Regions from separate parts of the Homo sapiens genome. Here region 1 is linked to region 2. A link is an interaction called in ENCODE POLR2A ChIA-PET data of the cell type or tissue named here. Cell type or tissue: MCF 10A. All regions are shown on one strand.

What was found. Peaks named below come from ENCODE experiments on the same cell type or tissue, not always from the same donor. Only the 100,000 strongest peaks of a DNase experiment are listed, where the experiment ranks them.
Region 1: POLR2A ChIA-PET joins it to region 2 with 9 read pairs; 1 of 35 experiments calls an interaction of 5 or more read pairs at or near these places.

Annotation. Positions count from the first base shown.
Region 1 is chr10:48,467,196-48,475,195 of GRCh38, reverse strand. All of the region lies in intron 4 of ARHGAP22 (Rho GTPase activating protein 22), which reads left to right. Among named protein-coding and RNA genes, the nearest start is that of ARHGAP22-IT1, 40 kb to the left of the region's middle. RefSeq lists an enhancer at 4,331-5,213. In MCF 10A, a CTCF peak has its summit at 3,961; a DNase peak (open chromatin) is centred at 3,675.
Region 2 is chr10:48,413,964-48,421,963 of GRCh38, reverse strand. MAPK8 (mitogen-activated protein kinase 8) reads right to left here. Exons shown (of 12, transcript NM_001323329.2): 6 at 1,644-1,809. Among named protein-coding and RNA genes, the nearest start is that of ARHGAP22-IT1, 94 kb to the left of the region's middle. In MCF 10A, no CTCF peak of the experiment used is centred here; a DNase peak (open chromatin) is centred at 4,403.

The DNA of each region.
Region 1 (8,000 bases), 53 kb before region 2:
TGCTGATAGATCAACCAGAGGATGAAAGCTGAGCAGTCATTGGTGACTTGAGCAAAGGGGCTTTTGTGGAATGCCTGATAATAGTGGGAATGAGAAAGGATGATAGGAGGGGAATTGGAGTGTCAGCATAGCCAACTCTTTCAAAAAGTTTGCAGAAAAGGGAAAGAGAGAAATGGGGACAGCAGCTGGAGGAGGAGGTGAGGTAAAGAGGAAGTTGGTTTATTTTTTTAAGTTGGAAGACAAAGCATCATTGCAAAAGATTGATGGTGTAGGAGGGACAGAGAATTATTGCTGGAACACCAGTGTCTCTTATGGATATAGATACAAAAATCATCCACAAAATCCTAACATGCTGAATCCAAAGAATTATACGCCATGATGAAATGAGATTTATCGTCTCTAAGAATGGAAGGGTGATTTAATGTCTGAAAATCAATTAATGTACTATATTAACAGAATAAAGGACAAAAACACATGACCGTCTTAGTAGACTAGAAAAAGCATTTTATAAAATCCAGCACCCTTTAATGATTAAAACACTCCAGAAACTAGGAATAGAAGTGAACTTCTATTCTATCCCTAGGAATAGAAGGGAATTCCTATGATAAAGGGCATCTCCAAAAAGCCCACTGATAATAACATACTTAATCGAGGAAGACTGGCTAATTTTCCTCCAAGATCAGGAACAAGACAAGGATTCTTGCCTTCACCACTTCTATTCAGCATTGTACTAGAGGTTCTAGCCAGGTCAATTATGCAAGAAAATGAAATAAAATGAAGCTTGATTTAAAAGGAAGACATTAAAGTATCTCTGTTTGCAGATGGCGTGATCTTGTGTACAGAAAGTACAAAAAAACTATTAGAATTAATTAAAAATTCAGCAAGGTTGAAGGATACAAGATTAGTATATACAAACCAATTTTATTTGTGTACAGTAGCCATGAACAAACTGAAAACGAAATTAAGAAAATTTCATCTACAGGAGCATCCAAAAGAATAAAATACTTAGGGATAAATTTAGCAAAAAAAAGTATAAAACTTATATTCTGAAAATAACAAAGCATTGCTGAAAGAAATTGAAAAAGATCTAAATAAGAAGAAAGACATCCCATGTTCAGGAATGAGAAGAGTTGATATTGTTAAGAGGCCAATACTCCTCAAACTGATCTCTGAACTTCCACGCCCAGTTCAGGGAACGCAGCCCCAGAAGGATGCATGGCGCAGTACCTCCTTGCCAGCTCTCTCTGAGAGGAGAGAGAAGGGAGACAATAGTCACCGGGTCCCCAGGGCTGCCTCGGCATCTGGTGGGTGCTTGAACATGTGTATCCCTTGCCTGGTTGTCTGCAGAGAGTCTGCAAGCCCCCTTAAAGCCTGGAATTTATATGCATAGGAAGGGGTTTAGCCAAGCCCATTGCATTGAAGTGTGAGAGGAGGCAGAGTGAGGCTTTGGCAACAGGCTTGGGTCTAGGTGTGATTTGGCTCTGCCACTTGCTTGCTGCATGACCTGGCACACCTCTTATCTTCGCTGTACCTCTGTGTCCTTGTTTGCAAAATAGGAAGAATAATATCTTTTTTGCAGGATTGTCATAAGAATTAAGAGAGAAAATGGACATAAAGTGCTCAGCGCTCTCTGAGTACTAAATAGTCCTCAGCGTTCTCTGAGTACTAAATAGTCCTCATTCATTCATTAAACACTTATTGAGACCTGTCACATGCAGGCAGAGGACTCAGCAGGGAAGAAAGCAGTGTACAGTGTACAATTCAGTGGCATTAAGTGTATTCACACTGTTGTACAACCATCACCACCATCCCTCTCCAGAACTTTTTCATCTTCCCAAACTGAAACTCTGGCTTTCTCCCTCCAGCCCTGGGCAACCACCATTCTACTTTCTGTCTTTATAAATTTGACTGCTCTAAGCACCTCATGTAAGTAGAATCCTGTAGTATTTGTCTTTTTGTGACTGGCTTATTTCATTTTGCATAATGTTCTCAAGTTTCATCTATGTGGAATATTGGAATTTCTCTCTTTTTTAAGCTCAAATAATATTCCATTGTATGGATATACCACATTTGTTTATCCATTCATCCATTGATGGACACTTGAGTTGCTTCTGTGTTTCAACTATTGTGAATAATGCTGCTGTGAATATGAGGGTGCAAATATCTCTTTGAGTCCCTGATTTCAATTATTTGGGGTATATACCCAGAAGTGGGATTGCTAGATCATATGGTAATTCTATTTTTAATTTTTTGAGGAGCCTCCAGACCATTTTCCACAGTGGCTGCCCCATTTTATATTCCCACTGGCAGTACACAAGTTTTCTAGTTCATCTACATCCTCACCAGCACTTGTTTTCTGTTTTTTTTGGTTTTTTTTTTAATAGCCATCCTAACAGGTATGAAGTGTTATCTCATTGTTCATACGGTGTTGAAAGAGGTGAGAGAGTGAGCCAAGGGGACATCTAGTGGAAGTGTGCTAGACTGACGCCATAGCTTGGGCAAAAGCAGAACATCTGATGTGGTCTAGAAGCAGCACAGAGGCAGATGGGCTGGAGGGAGTGAGGAAGGGAGCCACATGGGAGTGGCCAGAAGGTAGAGGCTTCCTGGGCCCCTTTTAGTACTCTAGCTGTTATTTTATTTTATTTTGTTTTATTTTATTTTATTTTATTTTTGAGACAGAGTCTCGCTCTGTTGCCCAGGCTGGAGTGCAGTGGCACAATCTTGGCTCACTGCAACCTCTGCCTCTTAGGTTCAAGCAATTCTTCTGCCTCAGCCTCCTGAGTAGCTGGGATTACAGGCACGTACCACCATACCCGGCTAATTTTTGCATTTTGAGTACAGCAGGGGTTTCACCATGTTGGCCAGGCTGGTCTCGAACTCCTGACCTCAAATGATCCACCTGCCTCGGCCTCCCAAAGTGCTGGGATTACAGGCATGAGCCACCACACCCAGCCGCTGTTACTCTTTTTTTCTTTTTTTTCTTTTTTTGAGACTGAGTCTTGCTCTGTCACCCAGGCTAGAGTGCAGTGATGCTATCTGGGCTCAACGCAACCTCTTCCCCCCCGGGTTCAAGCGATTCTCCTGCCTCAGCCTCCCGAGTAGCTGGGATTACAGGCACCCGCCACCGCACCCAGTGAATTTTTGTATTTTTAGTAGATACAGGGTTTCACCATCTTGGCCAGGCTGGTCTCCAACTCCTGACCTCATGATCCACCCACCTCGGCCTCCCAAAGTGCTGGGATTACAGGTGTGAGCCACCGCACCTGGCCCAGCTGCTGTTACTCTGAAATGAGGAGGGGGCATTGGAGGGCTTTGAGCCGAGAAATGTCTTGATGTAATACATCATTTAAGAGGACCACTCTGCCTGCTGACCAGAGTTGTACAAGGGGGAGCTGGAGATGAATTTGCAATAATCCAGGCAAGAGAAGGGGGTGCTCTCCCTGTGGTCAGGGTAGTGAAAGTGATCAGATTCCAAATCTATTTTGCAAGTAGGATGATAAGCTCTCCTGGCTGTGGATGTGAGGAAGGGCGCAGTGGAGGCTAACTCCATGGTGTCTGGCTGGGCATCTGGAGGCTGGAGTTGTTATGAAGTAAGAAGGGAAGACTTAGCACAGAGCTGGTTTGGGAGGCTATGGCAAGGCCATAGCTCTGTTTGGACACGTTTAGGTTTGAGGTGTCTATGAGTCATTAAACCAGTGGAGATGCTGAGCGGGCAGTTGGATTCAGAAGTCTGGGGGCTGGGACTGGTGCTAACTAGCACTGTGGTAACAGTTCCACTATGGCCAGCAGGCACCGCCAAGCAAAGCCCTGAAGCTGTTTGTCCCAACCTTACCAGTGGCAGCGCAGAAGGCAGTCTTGGGGCTAGGAGCCCAGCTGGGAAAAGGTGTCCCTGCCCAGAGTGACTGCTTGGTGCTGGGGCGGGGCATGGGGGCCGGAGACAGGCAGTAGGCCTGTGGTCATCATCGGAACTGCACTGCCCTGGCCTGGCTGTGTGGGAATCTCACAGGCCTCTGGAGGCTTTTCTCAGACCCCCAGGAGTCAACTCTCCTGCCCTTGGGTTCCTCTGGAATCATGGGTGGAAAAAAGAAGGGAGAAATACAGCTCCCTGAAGCCCTAGGGCAGGACATGTGACATGGAAAAAAATCCAACCTTGGGACAACCTGGTGGGATGAAATGCAACCTTGTTAGCTGGTAGTGGTCATCATTTGATGGAATGACATCTCTAAAAGGAAGCCCTGGAGGCATAATCAGATTCAGAGTGAAAGGTGATTACCCCCAGGCCAGGCTGCCAGTGGTAGAGCCCAAGGTCCTAGTGGACCACTTCTCCCCAGCACTGCTTGCTCTATATCCCAGCCCTCCTGGGAGATTCAAGAAGACAGTCTTATTTCTAGTTCCTGTGAATGTCAACCTGCCTGGCCAGTGGGCCTGGGCTTTTCCAGGCAGCCCTTCCAAAAGGGGAGAGAAAGGACTCTTGCAGACCTGGGCTAGGCCTCAGGTCACTAAGCCAGCAGAAGGGGTACTTGAGACTAGTTCTGGTGCCTTCCATCCATTCTAGTGGGCCCTAAGGGTCCATGTACTCAAGTGGAGAAGATGTCCCTATGGACCTTGGATCCTGTCCAGGCTCATAGAGGGCAGGCCTGGCCTCTTCTGGGTATAGAGGGTGTTCAGAGCACACTTGGGCCTCCTTCCCCTGCAGCGCTCAAGGCTTCTCCCCTGCCAGAGCCCCAGGAGCCTGAGAACTTGGATCCCCAAGGCAGAGGAAATGGCCTCCAGCCACAGCCACCCTCCCCCACCCCTGCTGATGGGACAGCCACAGAGCTGTTTACCAGAACAAAGGCCCGAGCAGCTGCCTTATCTAGGGAGAGCCTGGTAAGCTAGTCGGGATGATTTACAGGGGGCTGTCACTACTGCTTCCTGCAAAGGTCAGGACGCTAACGTTCAACACTCTTTTAACCACCTTGCTGGTTCATTAAGCCCTTCCTTCTCAGCAGCTCTGATGAGAAATGCCCATCAGCTTGGCCAGTTTGGTTTCAGTCTGGCTTCAATAGACCTCAGATCACAGAACCAGAAAAGAGTTTGTCTCCATTATTGATAAGATGGGGATGAACCCCTGGGGACCCCAGCATTTCCTATCCTGGACTCTGTGTCCCTGCTGAGCCTGACAATAGCCCTGTGAAACCAGTCCCATTATATCCCACTTTTGGTGAGGAGACAGAATCAAGGAGGCTCCAGCATTTTGTCCAGACCACAAATAAGTGGGAAGCTGGCATTTCAACCTAGTCGGCTGGAGTGCAGAGCCTGGGTGCTGGCTGCCTGCTGTAGAGAGCAGGATGCCAGAAAGCCTCAGGGTGTCCTAGGGTTGGGATCTTTGTCTCTCAGCTTGTTCCAAGTGGCCCTGGAGGACTTCAGCCCACACACCCTGAGAGAAGAGGAAGGGAGCTCACACTGGCTATGGGCTGCCCTTGCCAGGAGTTTGGTACAATCTGGAGGCAGCAGAGACTCAGAGGTTCAGCAACTTACCTAACAACACACAGTGGGGCTGGGGGCAGCGCAGCCCACCTCCAGGGTAAGCTCATCGCTGGATGCTGTTGCCAGGTAGGCCTCAGCGCATTCTACCCACTAGATCTGAGTTGTCTTGGTTGGGGAGGGGGGCATAATTAAGACTGAAGGAAGAGGCAGTCCCTAAGGTCCTGGATCCCAGCCCTAGCCAGGGAGCTGTTGTACACACAGCTCAGAGACAAAGACCATCCAGAGTGAAGAGGCCAACTGTTAACTGGGTTGCTTGTGTGATTGGACAGACTCAGGTTGTCAGCTCCCCAGCCCTGCCCTGAGAAGGCAGTCTCATGACTGTCTCTGCACTCCCATCCCCAACAGGCCCCACAGCTAAAAACCACCCCTGAGGTGGGGTGGGCATTGGCAGGGCCAGGGCTTCACCTGGAGCTCAATGTGGCAGTGCCTGCCGGAGCCTTCTAATGGGTGGTGCCTGCAGGCCTCTAGCCATGTGGGGCTCCTGGGTAGGGGTGGAGGGCACTCTGCAGAGACTGGCCAGTCTGACTCTGAAGACACAGGCAGGGAAACCATGGCTCAGAGCAGAGAAAACATGTGGGCAGCAGACCCTGCCTGCCCACCTGAGAGAAGCCTGCCGGCCCCTGGTTGGTGAGAGCTTCTGCTGAGCCCTTGGCCCCTGCTCTTTAACATGGACAGGGCTGCTCAGAGCTGGCAGGTCCCTGGGCCGTGGGAATGCCAGGCTCTGTTGGTAGGTGGAGGGCAGACATTCCTTGGCTTGTGACACCCTGCACCAACCTGCCCTGGCACCCTCATGTTCACCTGAGCTCTGGGGAGGGAGAAAACAGCTCCGCGGCCCCACTCCCAGTTTTGAGGACCTTAGCCCCCATACTTAGTGTCAGGGCCAGGACTAGGGATCCTCACTGGCCTGGGGCACAAAATGTAAGGGGGCACCAAAAAAACTCAGTAATCAAGATATTTTATTGTAATCTTTTAAAAAATGAACATGAATACTAAAATATCCTTATATTAGGTCCACATTGCAGCTCTAACAAACTGCCAGAAATTTGGCAGCTTAAAACAACACAACGTGATTATCTTCTAGTTCTGGAGGTCAGAAGTCATAACCAGTCTTCTAAGGCTAAAATCCAGATGTCAGCAGGACTGGTTTCTTGTAGGACATGGGGAGAAGCAGTTCCTTGTATCTTTAACCTTCCAGGGGCTACAGCAAGGCCTTGGCTGCGGCTTCAGCACTGCAGTCTCTGCCTCTGTCCTGCCCCCACCGCCTCCACTGTGGTCAAACTTCCTTCTGCCTTCCTGGTAAAAGAACCCCTATGATTGCACCTGGCCCCTTAGATAACCCAGGTTAACCTCTCCAGCCCTCATCACACCTACAAAGTCTCTTGTACTGTGTAAGATAACACAGCCACAGGTTCCAGGGATCAGGACATCTTGTGGGGAAGGGCATTATTCAGCCAACCACATCCATGGTCAAATGCAAACATGTGAAATAAAGGCAGGAATGTGGTGGGATTGGGGTGGGAGGCACTCACCCTCAAGGCCTGTGCAAGTGCATAGCTGCTCCTTTCTGTATTGAAAACTTTGATCTTTTGTTCATCAAAGATTTTTTGCCTAATATTTATTCTTAAAAGTATTACAATAAAGTGTTTATCCTAGTTACTGAGTGAGGTTTTGGGTGCCCCTTAAATTGTGCCCCTGTGGTGAGTGCCTGGCTTGTTTCACCCTAGGCCAGGCTCTGCCTAGAATGAGCAAGAGGCGTGACCCAGCTCTGCACGTCCAGCTTGAAGAAGGGCCCCAGCCTCTTCCAGCCCCAGGGCCGCAAATCCCTCCCTTAAGAATTCTGCCCTCTAAGCAACTTTTCCCAGAGTAAGCACCTTGCAAATGACAAAGCTGGTCTTAAACTCAGGCTTAGCTCAACCCAGGCTGCTTAGCTCTAGCAGGTCCTTACTAGAAATTTCCAATATGCATGCATTTATTTTCACATACGATTTTTCCAGAGTTTTGGAAAATAATATTCAATAAAGAAAGAAGTCACCCTGATTATCACTTGACCCATAACTTGCTGAACCATGTTTTCTTTTTCAAGTATTATATTCCGGACTCACTAGTAACTCACAGTATTTTTCTTCTAACAAGTGTTACTCCAATTATGTCTGCACCTTTGGTCAGCTACTGTGTGAAATAAATATTCAGTACAAGCTAAAAAAAAAAAAAGAATTCTGCCCTCCTACCCTTGGGACTCCCATCCCTGCTACTGGCGTTGCATTGCCCCTAGCCGTGCCTCTCTGTCCACCTGCCTTCCTGGTGTACCCATTCCAGCCCTCACCCTTTGGAAGTATGGGGATTGTGGGCTGGTCTCAGAAACCTAACCCAAGAAGAATACAGGCTTTGCAGAAAGATCATGTAGGTGTTAATGAAGGTCCATCACCAGCTGTATGACCTTAGGCAAATCACACAACCTCTCTGATTCTCTG
Region 2 (8,000 bases):
CTTATGTTTAACCTTGCTGGCTAATGTAGTTATAATCATTAAGCATTACATTTGACTCCGTTTCCTAGGGTGGGAGTGGGAAGGCAAGAAGGTGATCTACATAATTCTTAACTAAAGAGGAACCATATGTCAGTTCATTTTTTATTCTATTTTATTTTTTGAGACAGAGTCTTGCTTTGTCGCCCAGGCTGGAATGCAGTGGTGCAATCTCGGCTCACTGTAACCTCCACCTCCCGGGTTCAAGCGATTCTCATGCCTCACCTCCAGAATAGCTGGGATTACAGGTGTGCACCACCACACCTGACTAATTTCTGTACTTTCAGTAGAGACAGGGTTTTGCCATGTTGCTCAGGCTGGTCTAGAACTCCTAGCCTCGAGTGATCCACGAGCCTCGGCCTCCCAAAGTGCTGGGATTACAGGTGTAAGCGACCATACCCAGCCTCAATTCTATATATGACAGTTTTTCTTAGTGCTAATTTCTGGCAGGGAGCTATCCTAAGATCATATTTATAGGACACTGACACATAACACCATATCTATGACAATCAATTACAGCAAATGCAAAAGCAATCTTCATGCTGGTGGGTCACGTGAAGTTATCAATTCCCAAAAAATAAAAAACTTCAAATTTCAGGTAGAGTGTAAGTAAAAAGAACAGCATATTTACTTAAGAATAAAAAATTAATAGCAAATGTTTAAAGTATTTGTTTTTAATCAGCTCAGAAAATCAAGCTCAGCTTAATTGTATCTTTTATAAAAAAAGAATCTTAAAAGTTGACTTATTACAATTTCCTGATTCAAAATGAACTGCTATTCCAGATTCCTTGCCAGAAAAAATGTCTAGGTTTTATTCTTGGTAGTATTTTGGATGAAGTCACCACATTTTTTAAAACGATGGTTTATTTCCATAAAATCCCATGCTTCTTAGCAGATTTATTCATCTCCTAAATTTCTAAGACTCAACAAAATTTCTTCCTAAATTAAATATAAGTAGGTATATGCATACAAAATGTTTAAATTCATGATCTACATGCCAGATAATTTTGTTCAACACTGATTCTTAGGTTGATTGATACAACTGGATATACCCATACAAAATACTAAAAGTCATTTCCTTAAGGCTGGATACAACGTTTTAATGAAACTTTACTGCTTCCTTCAAGAGGTCACCTTAATTATCCATCAGCTTTGCAGAGGCCTTAATGTATCTCTTAAAATTTACAATGAGTGCTACTGCTATGAGCTTTAGTTTCATGGGGTTGGAAATATAGGCAAATATCACTGATGTACACTAATAATAAACTGTCAGTACACTATACATCCCTGAGACCATGTTAGAAATGTTCATTTTCAAGTTATAGGCAAGCAAAGAGCATAAATTCTGTCTCAGGGCCACGGCAACAAATTCTTCATCCAATGGTAGTACTGATGTTATGTATCCGTATTTAAACAAATAAGGGCCCCAAGTTTTTCCAAACATTGATGAAAAAATTTATAGTTACCTGCAAACTTTTGATACACATTTCAAACAATGATACACATTTAACTCAACGTACTTCTGCTTAAGTATTTACATTAAAAATCTACTGAATAAAGAAAAAAGCTAAATCAGAAAAATATTTCAAATAAATGTGTGTGCTGACCGTTTTCCTTGTAGCCCATGCCAAGGATGACCTCGGGTGCTCTGTAGTAGCGAGTCACTACATAAGGCGTCATCATAAAACTCGTTCCTGCAGTCCTGGCCAGACCGAAGTCAAGAATCTTCAAAGTGCAATCAGATTTTACTACTATATTACTGGGCTTTAAGTCCTTCAGAAAATAAAAATTAAAAAATGACTGCCATGATATATAGGAAAATCCTACAGTTCACAATAAAGTTATACTATCCCTTGCAAAACATTCATGTTAATTGTTCGTTTTTCTCACTGTAATATTACTGCACTGATTCATCGTTAAAAGGCAAACCTGAGAAGTCAGTTTTATGGGATTTAAAATTTATGAATACATACAGTTATTAGAGAAGTTAGTAATGTTTTAATTGCTAGAAATTATGATTAGCTAGACATTTTTGGTTAGAGTAAAAGGGATTTGAAAAGACATCGCAAAGCTCACATAAAAAAACTACTATAGTAAAAGAAAGTCATAAGTTAGCATTTATATTCATTTGCATAACATATTACCAATATTTTTAAAATCTCATTTTAAAGTCACAATAAGCTTTATACAGATGTTTTAAGTCAACAACGAGCCATCTTGTCAATCCTAACAAATGTTATTTGATCTTTTAGACTGGCAGATACCCAGTTCCAAAGGACTAGAAGAGTCATTATCCATTTTTCCATCCCTGATTTCCCACCTGAAGTCACACAAATTTGCTATAAAATTTCTGTCTGTTTGTAGAAGTAGGACACCATTGCCTTGGTGCCACTAATCTATAAAATTACTTGCTATAGATACTACTGAATAATTCAGAATTTTTCACCTGGCCCCTACTTTAACATATTCTGTGCTGTGCCCATCAAAAGTCAGGCAGCAGCATAAACACTCATGGCTTCATGTTTAACATACTTTGCCTGTTAGCTTTGATGAATACTATTATAAGCCAAAGGACCAAAAAACGAAGAAAGCATAAATCCACAACACAAATGCACTGTATTACCTGTACTGACATGCAGTATACATATTAAATATCACCGATTAATACAAAAAAGGAAAATAGCCTGCTTGAAAGACAACTATTACTTTTGTATTACTTTTGTAATGTTAACATACAGAAAAGCATGTATGTTGTCTTTAACATATTTCGACAGGCAATCATGGATGGGTTTAGAAGATATGTAATCTAGTGGTTTTATGAAATTAAATATACCAACAATTCAAAGGTCTTAATGAAACAGAAGAAAAAAATTTTCATTATTGGTATTCTGTAAATATAATGTTGCTAATACTTCTAAAATACAGTACCTCAGCAAAGAAACACTGCATGTTTAAGAATAAATATTACAAGCTTTGATACTACTTCAATGTTTAGTGTGATGGTTGAAGGTTACTGGCTCTTTATACTAGCAGATTCCAATTTAGAAATAACATTCCAATTTCAAGCACTTCATTGTGAAAAAATTAAGAGCAAAGTAACAATTTTTAAAGACAGATATTTTTGTTAAGCAAAAAAATTGTCAAAAAAAGCCTCAAAGACTATTAATTGAAATTCATCCATATATATCAATATGTACCTTACAGCTGTTAATTACACTGCTAACTATATATAAGAATAGCAACTTAGAATTTATGCAGGCAGTGGAACTAACCCAACATTCTGTCTTCTTCCCCCAATTTTTCTAGCTTCCTCAGTTAGGCAAGGGCACGTGGGTAGTTCTAGTTCATGGGATGTGAGTGGAAGTAAAGAAGAGAAGGGCCAGTGCACAACTTCCTGTCATCTCCTGCCCTGCTTTGGTGATTAGGAACTTTCCAGAGGATTCTCTGGCAGCCTGGGTTGCTGATCATCTATGTAAACGCACAGTCCACAAACCCACCATGATCTGCACCACACATTCAGCAAAGGAAATAAGCCTGAGTCGTGCTAAGCCACTGAGAATTAAGGGTTTATCTGTTATTCAGTACAGCTGAGTCTATTCTAACACTGAAACTGGTGTCAGAGGTGGGGTGTTAATTATTATAAAAACATAAGATCCTGGCTTAGCAGTTGAGCAGCAGGGAAACTCACATCGAAGGCTGGAAAGGTGATCTAGGTTACGTAGTAACAAAACATTTCATGAAGCTGTCACCTGCACAGCCACTTGTACAATGAACCTGAAGCTCTAGCACAGGGGCTGGCAAATTAAGGCCTGCCTGCTTTGTAAAGAAAGTGCTGATACTGAAACACAGTCATGCTCATTCAAGTACAGATCACCTATGGCTGCTTTTGTGTTACAATGGCAGAGTCTTGTAGCTGTGACGCAGACTATTATCCACAAAGCCTAAAATATTTACTACATGGCTTTGACAGAAAAAGTTTGTTGAACCCTGCTCTAGAAAAGACTGGAAAGCAAAACTTCAGTAGTTTGTGTTGGTAGCTACTGGTTGCATTTAAAAGAAGTAGCCACCTTTTAAAGCAGAAATAAAAGGGAACAGAGCCTAGAATTTCAGGGTCTTGCCATTTTGGAAAAGCTAAATGCTACTAGACCCCTGGAAGAAAGTATGGTAGATTGTTCTGCAAATATTCCTGCTCACCCCAGACTGTGTCCTCACCCTATCGATAGGTTCAGTCACTTGTCTTATTTTGTCCAATGGAATATGGGGGAATGTGTTTGACTCAGCATAGCTCTTGCTCTTCTACCTTTCACCATGAGAAAAGGATGTCTCTGGTGTATGCTTCAGTTTAGATGCTGAAACCTGAATATGGGACAAGCCTGAACTTGACCCACAGTTTGGAGCAGTGTCACACAGCCAACCCTGCAGACCCAAGTAAACAATAAATATTGCCTTAAGCCACTGATATCTTGGGTTGGTTTCTATGCATCATTTTCACATAATAATTATGAAACCCTTTCAGGGAAAAAGTCCTGTAAAATTTTCAATTGATAAATTTGCCTCAGTCTGCCAACAGAAGCTTGAAAGCTTACAGGAAGACTGAAGACAGCCTCAATTAAGTCCAAGAATACAGGACCCATGAGCTAAAAAAGATACTATGAAAGGAACTACAATCAGAAAGATAAGAAATCTCTTAAATTTCTGAAAGAGTTAGTTAACTGTCAGACCTAACGCCAAAGGTCTATGATCCTTCTACACTTCAAACAGGAGTTCTCAATTCACAGTAATTTTGCCCCAAAATAATATTTGGCAATGTCAGAAAACATTTTTGATTGTCACAACTGGGGAGTGCTACTGGCATCTAGTGGGTAGAGGCCAGGAATGCTACTAAACATTCCATCATCAAAAGAAAGAACTGTTTGCTCCAAAATGTCAATAGTGGCAAGGCTGAGAAGGATGGCCTTAAAATGACCCTTGGGCCCCAATCTTTTATAGGTAAGAAGCAGGCTGAGAAAGGTGAGCAGCCCTCAAGGAAAATACATTCTTCAATATCCACTTTAGATATATTCATGAGGATAGCAAAAAGATGACTCTCCCACAGGGTAGAGCCAGGTACTATAGAGAACCACAGAGATCAGTCAGGAGGACTGATTAGGAATATTCCCCACCCACGGCAAGGGACACTCACAATGTCTGTACAGAAGAATTTAATTACAACTAACCAATGACTGCATTTTTCAGTTTTCTAAATGGGATTGTTCACTGTGATAACACTGGCCCTGTCTGACCACTCCATCTATGGTATTTGGCAGGGGAGCAGTGGTTATAGGGTTGGCCATATAATTTGGTCATTCCAGTTCCTATGTTTCTGGACCAAGAGGAACAATGCCTGGATTTGATAAATGTCTTGATGGAATAGAACTTTGGGTTATTTCCCTTAAGAAGGTGTGGAATAAAGGGAGCAAAGGAATGTTTGCCAGCCAGAAGAACAGACTGTGGCAGAGGCTGGGGCTCACCACTATGCTGAAGTCTGCTCTCCCCACATTTCCGAGTTTCCTTACAAATTAAGCAAGTCTATGGCTAGCTTTGTCAATGCACTCTAAGCAGAAGTCATGTGTGTCACTTCCAAGCAAAGAAGAGCCATCCATGCACATCACTTGGCTTTCTCTTTCCGACAAAGTGACCCGCAACTATCTAGATGGTGGGACCTCGTCAGCTTTGGTCTCACAGTAGCAATCCTGACTTGCCCTGAACCCCCAAGGGATGAAAGGTCAGGTTATTTTACCAAGTAAGTAACCTCAGACTAGCAGAAGTACTAGCCAAGGGTGGAGGTGAATCTAGAATAAGTAGTAGAGCAGAGAGATGAGTACCAATCGTGGCCTCAAGACCACCTGCAAAAAACTTAAATGCGTATCCCCACTCTAGAGTTTCCCAAAGAGCCCAAGCCAAGATAAAGGGAGATTCTTCATAATAGATAACAGACCCCAGTAGATCTCATTAGCTCCACTTTATCACATTAAGAAATTTTCTACAGATGTACTTCATTTTTACCACTTTATGTACTGATACTAAGGGAGTAAGTTAGAATATCCCAATACAACTGTGCTTGTGCCATTCTTCTATTTTCTACAGTTTAAGCTTTTTGTATAGCAACCCTACTTCATGTATAATTGTGTATCCTAATTGGATAGTATCTTTCACCTTGAAAACGCGAGACTCTTTATTCTCAGAGAGGAACACTTCCTCTCTGACCCCACCATATTCAACTTTATCTCATTAAATAGAGTTACCCTTGTTTTAATGTTTGCATTTTCCTGGTATATGTCTGCCAACCTCTCTGCCTTCAGCCTTTTGAAGTTAGCTACGAATGTTTGTGTTATGGAAATACGCAGTTGTTGTTGAGCCTTGTGTGCTGCCAAAATCTGACCTTTTTAAATTAAGGAACTAATCCGATTAACATATTACCATAAATATTGCTCTTTTGTAATTTTGTGTTTGTTTTTTGTGGTTCTTGTTGTTTCCATTGTTTTCTATCTTCTACCATTTGGTCTGTTTTTCTGGTCCAGCCACCTGCTATCCTCATTAATCTGGAACCTTTCTATTTGGAGGGGTGTGCTTTACTAAAATCAAATGAACTTCCACAATGTTGGATTACTGCCCCGGTCTAAGGACTCAGGAAACAAACAACCCAAACCTAGAAGTTTCACTCGTCTGCTCTACTTCACATACTGTATGAGTAGGGGCTCAGGAAGATAAAATACTCTCCCATTTAAAGAGATTTTTATTATGTTATTTAAAGATTGCATTAGACAAATGATTAGAGCAGCTGTATATGTAATATACAAGGAATTCACTTACAATGATAATTAAGGATAAGCCTGTAGCAGGATTGTTCACTTAAAAAAAAAGCCCCAATAGCCCTAAGACATAATTGTCTTATACTGTGAAAACTCTCTCTGTATTTATTTTATTACATGAGTAAGGTTATTTGACGCAGATGACTCAGAAGGAAGATGTAATTCCACTGAATTAAATAATTTTTAAAAATTCCAGGCTGGGCATGATGGCTCATGCCTGTGATCCCAGCACTTTGGGAGGTCAAGGCAGCTGGATTGCTTGAAGCCAGGAATACAAGACCAGCCTGGGCAATATGGCAAGACCCCGTCTCTACAAAAAAATAAAAAATAAAAATTTGCCAGGCATGGTGGTACATGTCCATAGTCTTAGCTACTTGGGAGGCTGAAGTGGGATGATCACTGAGCCCAGGAGGTAAAGGCTGCAGTAAGCCATGTTCATGCTACTGCACTCATGCCTGGGTGACAGACAGAGACCCTGTCTCAAAAAAAAAAAAAAAAAAAAAAAAAATTCTTTTCAACCTATTGAACCCAGGAGTTCAAGGCTGCAAGTGAACTATGATTACGCCACTGCATCCTGGCCTGAGTGACAGAGGAAGATTCTGTCTCTCAGGAAAAAAAAAAAAAAAAATCCTCTCAATACTTTTCAAAGAATAAGCTAGATTTAACTAAAATACAAAACATACCAACACACAAAAAAATTTTACATAAATGTTCATGTCAGCATTACCTGTAATAGTCAGTGGTAACAACCCAAATTATAATCAAGTGATAAATGGATAAACAATATATCTATACAGTGAAATATTTGTCAATAAAATGACAAGAAGAACTGACACACAATAAATACATGAATGAACCTTGAAAAGATTATGCTAGGTAAAATAAGCCAAGCACAAAATATCACATATTATATAATTCTATGTACATGAAATGTCCAGAATAGACAAATATACAAAGACAGAAAGTAGATTAGTGTTTGCTTAGGGCTAGAGGTGAAAGGAACACAGAAGAATGGGAAATAAAGATGAGTGGATGTGGAGTTTCTTTTAGGGCAATAGAATTTTCTAAAGTTAAGATTGTGGTAACGAGCATACAATCTTCAAATATAATAAA